Regions from separate parts of the Homo sapiens genome. Here region 1 is linked to region 2. A link is a loop called in an ENCODE intact Hi-C map of the cell type or tissue named here. Cell type or tissue: ovary. All regions are shown on one strand. Each heading gives the region's core, and the rest is flanking DNA. Links, peaks and the distances in the headings are about the cores only.

What was found. Hi-C counts contacts between places; a loop is a spot of excess contacts. Peaks named below come from ENCODE experiments on the same cell type or tissue, not always from the same donor. Only the 100,000 strongest peaks of a DNase experiment are listed, where the experiment ranks them.
Region 1: it touches region 2 in a loop (3-fold over the local background); 2 of 110 quality-filtered maps call a loop at or near these places.

The regions. Positions count from the first base shown.
Region 1 is chr11:93,021,931-93,027,322 of GRCh38, reverse strand. No RefSeq gene overlaps it. Among named protein-coding and RNA genes, the nearest start is that of MTNR1B, 55 kb to the right of the region's middle. In ovary, for the core only: no CTCF peak of the experiment used is centred there; no DNase peak of the experiment used is centred there.
Region 2 is chr11:92,962,581-92,967,972 of GRCh38, reverse strand. LOC124902733 (a long non-coding RNA gene) reads right to left here and starts at 2,276. Exons shown (of 2, transcript XR_007062838.1): 1 at 1,976-2,276; 2 at 1-1,434. In ovary, for the core only: no CTCF peak of the experiment used is centred there; no DNase peak of the experiment used is centred there.

The DNA of each region.
Region 1 (5,392 bases), core at 218-5,217, 59 kb before region 2:
TGGAATATACAGGTTACTATGATGTTTTAAAACATGATATAAGCAGTATTATACTTTAATATAATTGTACAAGTTCCTCCATTAACATGAGTTTTGGGGGACTTGTCCATGTTGATACATGTAGGCTTAAGTTGACTTATTTAAAATATACTACAATTGATTCAACAAAAAAGACAAAAGAAAGAAAAGATGGAAAACCAGGGAAACTGGTGTCATTCATCCTGAGTGCAAAGGCCTAAGAACCAGGGGAGCTGATGGGGCAACTCAGTCTGAGGTCAAAAGCCTGAGAAATCAGAGAGACACTGGTGTAAGCTGCAGAGTCTAAAGGCCCAAGAACCTGGAGTTCTGATGTCTGAGGACAGGAGAATATGGATGCCTCAGCAGCAGAAGAGAGAGCAAATTTTCCCTTCCTCTGCCTTTTTGTTCTATTCAAGCCCTCAACAGATTGGATGATACCCTGCACTGGTGAGGGCAGATCTTCCTTAATCTGTTGATTCACATGCTTAATTCTCCAGGAACACCATCACAGACACACTCAAAATAATGCTTTGCCGGCTATCTGGGTACCCCTTAACCCAGACAAGTTGACATCTAAAATTAACCATCACAGTTACAAAATATTTATGTTTGTTCTATTTTGTTCACTTTATTTACACAAATAGTATCTTCCATACTGTCGTTCTGTACCTTCTGCTTTTCCTGAATCATATATCTTAGAGATAATTTCATATCCAATCATAAGGTGGCTTCTCATTCTTTCGTGGTGCCATTTATTCTGGTGCAGGACTGCATCAAAGTCTATTTTTCCAGTTCCCTGTGACATACACTTAAGTTATTTCCAGTATTTTGCTCTCAAAAACAGTGCCGTCATCATTAACTTAGCACAATTTGCGCCAGGGTGAGTGTACCTCTAGGACAACTTCCTAAAAGAGGAATTGCTAGAGTAAATGTAGGTGCCTTTGTAATCATGAGAAATTTGCCAAATTATCCTGAGTAAGGGTTCATACCAATTTACACTCCAATCAGCAGCACAGGAAAGGGTTTGTTTTCAACATGAGTGTCCATACAATATTATTTACATTTTAAAATTATTGACAATCAGATAGGTAAAAATTCTGACCATATATTTCAGGCTACTATGCCTTTGCTTTTGCAGTTCCCTCTGTCTCATACACCCTTCCCCCTCTGAAGGGTGACCTTTTCTCTACTCTGAGACCTAGCCCAGGGTCATGTCATGATGAGGACATCGCAATTCCTGCAAGCACTCCCATAATATTTTGTCCTTTCTCTATTGTTGTACCTTCCACATTATTTGTTTATGTGTCTATCTCTCCAACTAATTTCTCCAGGGAAGGGTTCTTGACATTCACCTGGTGTCCTTAGCATTTAACCCCAAGCCTAGCATATATGTGTTCGTTTAATAAATTTAAAAAGTGCTTTCATTACATTTAGGTGGGTGGTAAAATTAGCAAACTAGATTTTTGCAGTTTCTCCTTTCCCAATCCCTCTCCTGCACTTTGTCCTCTTTGACACACTTGAGTGGTGCTCTGCCAGATTGGAACCTCTGTAGGTCAGGACCATTCTCTGCTTTGTCACTGAGTCCTCATTCCTTGCAGAGAACAGGGACGTGGTGACTCAGAAAAGATTTTGGAGTTGATCATCAGATCTGACTCTGTACATCCTGGGGATAGCCTGGCTTTGACTTCTGAATGCATATGAGCAAAGTCAAAAAGAACACTGACTCCTCCCTCCTGTCATGTGTGCCAGGCTCTGAGGAAGCTCATCTCACTCAAAACTTAGCTAGAAAGGTGTTATCACTTTAATATTTCAATCGTTGAAAATTTCCCAATTTTCCTTGCAAGTTTGCATTGCTAAAATAAAGGGTTATATTATTGCTAAATAGAACAAACCAGATAATGCTTTTCAATGAAAGCATAGAGCTGATTTATACAGTGAATATGAATTTTGGATTCCTGAGAGCATCTCCTGAACATTCTGAAAAGGAAATGAATGTAAATCTATCACCAACGCTGCCATTTTTCTTGCATATGCAGTGCGTTTTCCTCCTGTCCCACCTCGCAGCTGGGTTAAATGAAGAGGAATGGTAATGTATCACATCTACTTACCTTGATTTCACTGTTACTTAGCATAAGCAATTTATATGAGACTGACACTAATTAATTCCAGCTTCATCTATCATGTACTTCAACATTTAATCTAGTCCCAGGCATGAGATAAAAATATAGTATTCTGAATTCTGGAATCTCCTTACCTTGAGTGATAAAGGAGTTCATAAATCTAAGACAGCACTTTGTTTTGCCTGATACTCCATCAACTACAAGTAGATATTGCCTTCACGAGAGTTCAGGAGAGAGAACCATCAAGACTGATGAGCTCAGACCTAATGTGGAGTGTGTGCAACCATGGCTAGTCTCTCAATTCTTTATGACCCTCAAAATAAGAAGTCTATTCCAAGGAATATATATCAGAAATTCTAGAAGCCCTCACTTTGAGGCACTGCTATTTCTAGTACTTCTTTAGAATGTGTTGTGGATTTTTTTTAAATCCACAGTCTAGACCAAACATATTCTGAGCTATACAGCTTTGGAGAGCCAGCCAAGAGGCCAAGGCCTGTAGTTTCTTCAGTTGCCCTGAATGACACCAATGCCTGCCAGCCTGCCTGCTTTTCCTCCTTCTTGACCCAGAGTCAAGAATTCCTGACCCTCAAATGTAGACTTGGCCCTGCTCCACACACTGGCTAGTAGTCATGTTATGCATGAATGGATGTCTCACCACTGTTCTAAAACTGGAGTCTGCCTTGTTCTTTATGGGCCTATAGCTGTGGACCTGTCATTCTCCCTGACTCGAGGTTATGTGTCCTCAGAAGGTTCTCTTTGTCAGTGCCATCTCCCTCTGCTCCACCTTATGCACTGAGGCTCATCCCCTGCACTTGAAGCTTTTGGATGGGCTTCTGATTCTTGCTGCCATCAACCATATTTCAGCCAACTTTCCTCATCAGCCACTTGGGAGTGAAGATGTCCTGTAAATCTCTGGGACCATGGACACTGGCAGCTTGTCTTGACCTGTCACTTCTCACCATTGTCCCTGAACACCTGGTTCTAGGTGCTGGACGTCCTTCTTCCCTGTCTCATTAATGTAACATCTTCTGCCTCCCTCTGCCCCTCTTTTAGCACTTGTAGACCCAGAGAGTTCATCTGGACCCTGCTCTGTCCCCTTTTCCTGTGGTTAAGCCATTCTTCTCTGGTGATATCATAATAGACAATAGGCCTAGCTAAATGTATACATTTTTTAAAAAGTATCTTATTTACAAAAATAAGAAGATATGCTCAACTTAAAAAAAAAAGAAAAAGAAGTATATCAAGTAAAAAATGAAGACTTCTCCCTCCAAGCACAGTCCATCCCTTTTTCCAAAGGTAAAAATTTAGTAATATACCTTCAGACTTTTTATTATGTATACACATATTATAAATAAATGAACATATATAGGAGATACAATTTTTAGGGGGAAAATAGTACCATTTACTGTATATGATCTTCAAACTGTTTTTGTTTTCATTTAACTCTATATAGTGGACAAAATTCCATGTTAGTATATCAACTTGTGTTATGCTTTTGAACACCTGAGTAGTATTCCATTGCATTTATATACTGTTTTCTATTTACCTTCACTCTGTTAATATGTTCTTAAATTGAATCCAGTTTTTCAGCACTTCACATAATGAGGGGATATAAATTCTTGTACTAAATGGTACAAATATTTCCACAAGTTAAATTTCTAGGTATATACATTTAAAATTTTGATAAATGCTAAGCAAATTATTGTCCAAACACTTTATGAAATTTGCATTTCTACAATAGCAAATGACAATGCTCATATCCTTGCCAACATTGAATGTGATTAATCTTGTATTAGCTTGCCAATTCTGGTGAATGAAAAATAATATCACATTAAGTAGCATTTCTTTGATTTTTAGTTGAGTAGCTTTTCAATGTTTAATAGTCACTTATTTTTTTCTCTGTACATTTTCTGTTTAACTTTTTAAAATGTTTTTATATTATAAAAACTTTTCATAAACTGTAATTTAGATATTATTACTTTTTTGTTATATGTGTTGCAAACATTTTCTCCTAATCTGTTATTCATTTTTTAAAAATTTATTCATAACACATTTTGCTACGTAATGGTTTTAAATTTTTACATAGTCAAATCTGTCAATTTTTTCCTTTAAGGCCTCTCGATGTCATGCCCCACTTAGAAAGGCCTTCCCCACCCTAGGAGTACACAAATGTTCTGTATTTTTTTCTAATACTCTCATAGTTTCATTTTATATGTTTAGTTCTGTAATTCATATTTATGTATGTTATTAGTAAATTATCTTTCACTTTTTCCAAAATAGAGAGACAGATATCCAAGGATTATTTATTGAACACTCTTTTCTTTCCTCACTGATTTGTAATAACAGTTTTTAAATACTAAATTTCCATTGTATATGGAATTGTCCCAATATGTATGGAATATACTGTCTTTGGGCTTGTTTCTGTTCCACTGATCTGCTTGTGTATTACTGCAGTGTGCTTTATGTGAGCCTGGGATTAAATAGCTCATTCTATGTTAAGAAAGCATGGTTAACCTTTATTTTTATTTGTATTGTAAAATAAAATTTAAAGGCTGTCGATTTGGACCGAATTCCTGCACTAGGTCCAACAGACCAAACCAAAATGGAGTCACATATGCTGAAGTTCCATGCCACCAACACTCAGCTGGTTTATCTGAACTTCTGAGAAAATGAGATAGTGCACGATAATACCCAAATCCCCAAACAAGCCAGATTTAGCTGGCATGATAAGGAAGTCCCTTCTGCTTTAACCTTTACAAGGAAAACAACTTTGAAATGATCAATCCGCGTTTTGTTCTCTGTTTCTGCTTTCCTGAGCCTTCTTCTGTCTATAAAGCCAAGCTCCTCTGCTCAGTTCATCAGAAGACCCATTCTATTTTATGGAACGAGATGTTGCCTGATTCTAGAATTGCAAATAAAAGCTAATTAAGATCTTTAAGCTAAATGTGTTGTAACCTTGTTTTTTAACAGTATCATACTGATGAATACAAGTTTAGTACTCTGTGAACATTTTTAAAAGAGAATTTTGGACATTAGTCCATTTGGATATACACTAGCTTTAGTAGAAGCATAAGGAAAAGAGATTATGTGAATCTGAAAATTGAGAACAATTTAAGAGATCCATTCTCCTGATTCCATTCTCTACAGCCCATCAAACGACCCACAAGGGTTGTCTGTTCATCATTCCTTCAGTTTACATTTATTTCATACTTCCTTACTATCTGTTGTATAGACAGTTGTCCCTCAATATACAG
Region 2 (5,392 bases), core at 175-5,174:
AGGAATCAGAAGCCAGATGCAAATTCAGATGCACTTCTAAACTGGTGTGAGGAAAGAAGAGAACTCTTGTCTGGCTTCTGTATTCTCAGGGAGATAGAGGCTACCCATTAGCCAGGATTCAGGGGAACAGTGTAGGAGATTTGAAGACAAAAAAAAGATATGAAGGAGCACTTCAGAAAGTGGAAACATTAACTAGTAAAGTATAACAGGCGTGTCAGGAGCATGAATGTCCCCCTGCAGCTTGAGATGATGGCTTCAAATGATGCCACTCAGCCTGGCCAGTGGTTGTTAATCAGCAACTTGGAGCTACTCAGGACAGGCATGGAGAAGGCAGAGTGAATTTCAGTCAGGATTGGGGTCTGCTGGGTAGGAGCAAATAACAGAAGAAAGTTCAGGGGCCTGGTGAGAAGATGGATCCTGGGGTTTACATTAATGAGGGGTGATGAGAAAACAGAGGGGCTGATGGGCTGTGAGACAAAGGAAAAGTCAAGAGATTGCAGGCCCTGTGACTTCAAGGAATTGTGGTGAGTGAATCAGAAAATGTAAGTTGTGGTGCTGAAAGGGTGAGTTGTTTGAAACTGAGATGTCTGAGGCATGTAGATTCTGTTGCTGTGAAGGCTCTGAGGGTGATTATGGGTAGTGGGTTGCTGGTGGAAGGTGAGAAAAATGTTGTTAGAGATGAGAAGGTAAAGGAACTGAGAAGTCGGGGGTGGATATTATGGTGGGGTAAGAAAAGGAAAACTATGAGTCAGGAGGCGAATCCCCAGTGAATGAGGAGGAATGACCAACATGTCCTCAGGAGAGCAACAGCAAAGGGGAAAGAGACACCAATGGGCAGTGTCAAAGCCAAGAGGCTTTTTCAGGAAGAAGAGACAGCCACGCCTTCCCTGTCTTACAGGTGCAAACACATCGTGGCACTTCTCAACTTTCACACGCCAACATAGCAATAGGTGAGTTGGACACAGTATAAGTTACCTCCATCCAGACACACCCTCTAATAACACACATTTGTTAAACTGAGCATGAAACATAGGAATTTGCCCTATGCTGCCTTGGAATGTGATTGTCCATAATAGCATATCTCAAGATAGGCACAAAGAATTGGGATGTTCACCTATCTAAGAAGTCAATGCTACATCCTGGCATGGCTGGCCAGGCTGTGCCTTAAAATGGTGGGGGAATGATACAGCCACTTTGGAAGGCAGTTTGGTGATGCACTGCAAAACAACACATACCCTTACCATCGCATCGAGCAATTGTATTCCTTAGTACTTACCCAAGTGAGTTGAAAATATATGTCCACAGAAAGACCTGCACACCGATGTTTACAGCAATTTTACTTATAATTCCCAAACTTGGAAGCAACCAAGATGTCTTTCAATAGGTGAATAAATAAACAAACTGTGTGGCACATCCAGACAATGGAATATTATTCTGTGTTAAAAAGAAATGAGCCATGATGCCATGAACACTCATGGAGGAACTGTAAATGCATATTACTAAGTGAAATAAGCCAGTCTGAAAGGGCTACATACTGTTTCTTGATTCCAATTATATGACATTCTGGAAAAGGCAAAATTATGGATACAGTAAAAAGATTAGTGGTTGCCAAGAGTTTGGGGTGAGGGAAAGATGAATAGGTTGAGCACGGAGGATTTTTAAGGCAGAGGAACTGTTTCATATGATACTATAATGGGTAATACATGTCATTATACATTTGTCAAAACCCAAAGAATGTACAACACCAAGAGTGAACTGTAATGTAAACTATAGCATCGCAGATACTGCTGTGCCTGAATATAAACTAAAAAGATTATTTGTACAAAAGGCAAAAATAATAGTTGCTGCCAACAGTATAATGAAATTTTATGGGAAGAAAATCAAACTCTGGAGAAGGAGAGGGAAAAAAGACAAGAGAGTTTCAAGATTACTAGATGTTTTCTCAAAGAAATAAATCAACATTTTGAATGCTTACCGAGTGTCCTAGGATTTAAAAATTGAGCAGAACTGGTTTTCTCAACACGTATCCCAAGTTCAAACTCAAATGAATATCTGACCGTAGAAGCTCATTGTCATGTATCCCAACAGTAACACCTTTTACTCCAGATAGTACTTGAAACCTTTCCCAAACATCTTTCAACCAGGGTATCTTGGGAGATAGCAGTGATTGGCCCAGCTAGAAAAGAAGGAAACAGACTGTCAGAGAAGTGAATTGCCAAGGTTGGTGGCTGATGAGTGACCAGTGGCATTATGCAATCTATTTATTTTATTAAGTGTGTAATGAGGTCCAGGTACAGTGGCTCACACCTGTAATCCCAACACTTTGGGAGGCTGAGGCCAGAGGATCACTTGAGGCCAGGAGTTGAGGCTAGGCAACAAAGTGAAACCTTGTCTGTACAAAAAATAAAATAATTAGCAGGCACGATGGCATGCACCTGTGGTCCTAGCTACCCAGAAGGCTGAGGCAGGAGGGTTGCTTGAGCCTGGGAGGTCTAGGCTGAACGAGCTGTGATCATGCCAGGGCACTCTAGTCTGGGCAACTCAGTGAAACCCTGTCACTAAATAAATAAATAAATAAATAAATAAATAAATAAATAAAGTGTGACAGCTTTTACTCCTTCAGTATGAAATATACAAAGAAAATAAGCAAAATTTTCTTTTGGTAATCAGCTTGTAGCATGGCTGACAAGCACTTTTAATAATGCTATAAAGAGTAACTAGCACACAGCTAATATCTAGTAATTGCTCTGCATTACACATAGGGGACATCTGCATTCTTTTGTTTAATCCTCTCATCTCTATGTAACATATTACTGTGTACTGTGAAGAAACTGAGATTTACACAGGTTAAGAAACCTACCCAAGGTTGCTGAGCTAGTGGTTTCAGAGCTAGGATTGCAACCTAGGCTGCCCGATCCTAGAACCTGGGGCCATTTTACTCTTGCAGTGGGATATATTAAAATATACAGACCCTTGTTACCTCACAAGAAAGATAGGGAAACTCAACAATGTTGAGTAGATTGAACCCTGAGAGAAAATAGAGTAAGACTCCAGATGTTCTTGCTGTCAGCTTTGAAAAAAAAATGGTTTATACAGATCACTAAAAAAATATACCACTGCCTAGCATCGTGAAGCTGCCCTAATCTTTCCCTCAGGTGAAGAATGGCCTGGAAAGAAGGATGCTCTACAATAAAAGAGTTTAAACAAGACACAACTACAAAGCCACCACCTTCTGGGCAGCCTCCCTCATATTTCCCAGCACATGCCTGTGGCAGAAACCAGTCGGACGATCCTGTAGTTGAGCCAGGCTGGGCGGGGTCAGAGCAGGCATGTTCTCTCTGCTGCTGGTTGCATGATCTTTACCTTTCCTGACTTTTTCGTTCCCTTCAGAGGAATCAGAATGGGAGTTGCTGTGCCGGTTATTTCAGATTTGAATCTAATCTAACAGCTCAATGTTCAAGCGGAAGGGTCTGACCCTTCCCTCGGGATACAGAGACCCTAAGTAAGCTCGGTCAGTGTTTCTCTATTATCACCCACTGCCCAGAATCGATTGTTTAGCAAATAAATACATACATATTTAAATATATAAATATATCTACATATGAATTATGTATAATTCAATGTTTGCCAGTTTATTCTAGAGTCTACAACTCAGGAACAGCCAAAAGGAATAGCTACACAGGGCAAGGTGTGTGTGTGTGTGTGTGTGTGTGTGTGTGTGTGTGGTGTGCAGAGCTTCTTTAGAGGCACACCATTACCTGGCACCTTGATCTGTTCACCAACATGGAAGCTCTCCAGGTATCCTGGTTCAAGAGTTTTTATGGAGCTCAATCTCCAGTGCTCCCCAACATCCCCGTACCACCCAATGCAAACACATCCTGGAGGTCTGTGGACAGAGCTGAAAGTTCCAATCCTCTAATGACTTGTTATTTCTAGTGAATAGCCCCATCCTAAGCTGTCTAGGGGCCATACCCTAAGTCACTTCATTAGGATAAACTCAGGGGTGATCAAAAGAATCTCCTCCTTATGAATAACAAAAGACATACCTATTACTCGGGAAATTCCAAGGGTTTTAGGAGCTCTGGGTCAGGAACCTGGGACAAAGACCAAATATATTTTTGTATTATACCAAAGGAAGTTAAGTCCAGATCTAGCTGTGACCCTGGATGAGCTGTATAACCTCTCTGTACCTCAGTTTGGACATCTGTAAAAATTGGGATAAGTATACCTACATCACAAGGATGTTATGAGGAATAAATGAGATGCCTGGCTCATAATTAGCACTGGTAAACATTAGCTATTACTGTTACATTTTCCAGAACTTTCAGATTTGTGTCTTATTTAATCCTCAAGTGCAGAACCAGAATGTTTTCATTAAAAATTTTTTGGTTCACAAATATTTGAACATATTTACACAGTACATGGTACATGTGATAGTTTGTTACATGCATAGAATGTGTAATGATCAAGTCAGGATATTCAAGATATGCATCACCTCTAGTATTTATCATTTCTATATGCTGAGAACATTTCAAATCTTCTATTGTAGCTGATTTTGAAATACACTACACGTTGTTGATAAACTATAGTCACTCTACTTTGCTATTAAACATTAGAAGTTACACCTTCTATCCAACTGTATATTTGTACCCATTAACCAACCTCTATACCACCACCCGCCACACACACACACAAACACACACACCCTTCCCAGAGTCTAGCCTCTGGTATCTATCATCCTATTTTCTAGCTGCATGAAATCAACTCTTTTAGCTCCCACATATGAGTAAGAACATGCAATATTTGTCTTTCTGTCCCTGGTTTATTTCACTTAGCATAATAACCTCCAGTGCCATCCATGTTGCTGCAAATGACAGGATTTTATTCTTTTATATGGATGAATAATATTCCATTGTGTGTATATACCACATTTTCTTTATCCATTCATCCAGTGATGAACACTTAGGTTGAGTCCATATCTTTGCAATTGTGAATACAGCTGCAATAAACATGAGCATGCAGGTATCCCTTTGATATATTGATTTCCTTTCTTTTGGATAAATACCAGTAGTGAGATTTCTGAATCATACATAGATATTTCTCAAAAAAAAAAAAAAAACATACCAATGGCCAACAAGTAAAGTATATGAAAAAATGTTCTGACATAACAAAGTACCACAAAAATAAAAGAAAAAGTGTTCAACATCACTTATCATCAGGGAAATGCAAATCAAAACCACAATGAGATATCATCTTACCCCAGTTACGGTAACTATTATTTAAAAGACTAAAAAAAAAAAATGTTGGTGAGGACTCAGAAAAAACAGAATTCACACACTGTTGATAGGTATATTCATTAGTACAGTCACTATGGAAAATAGCATAGAGATTT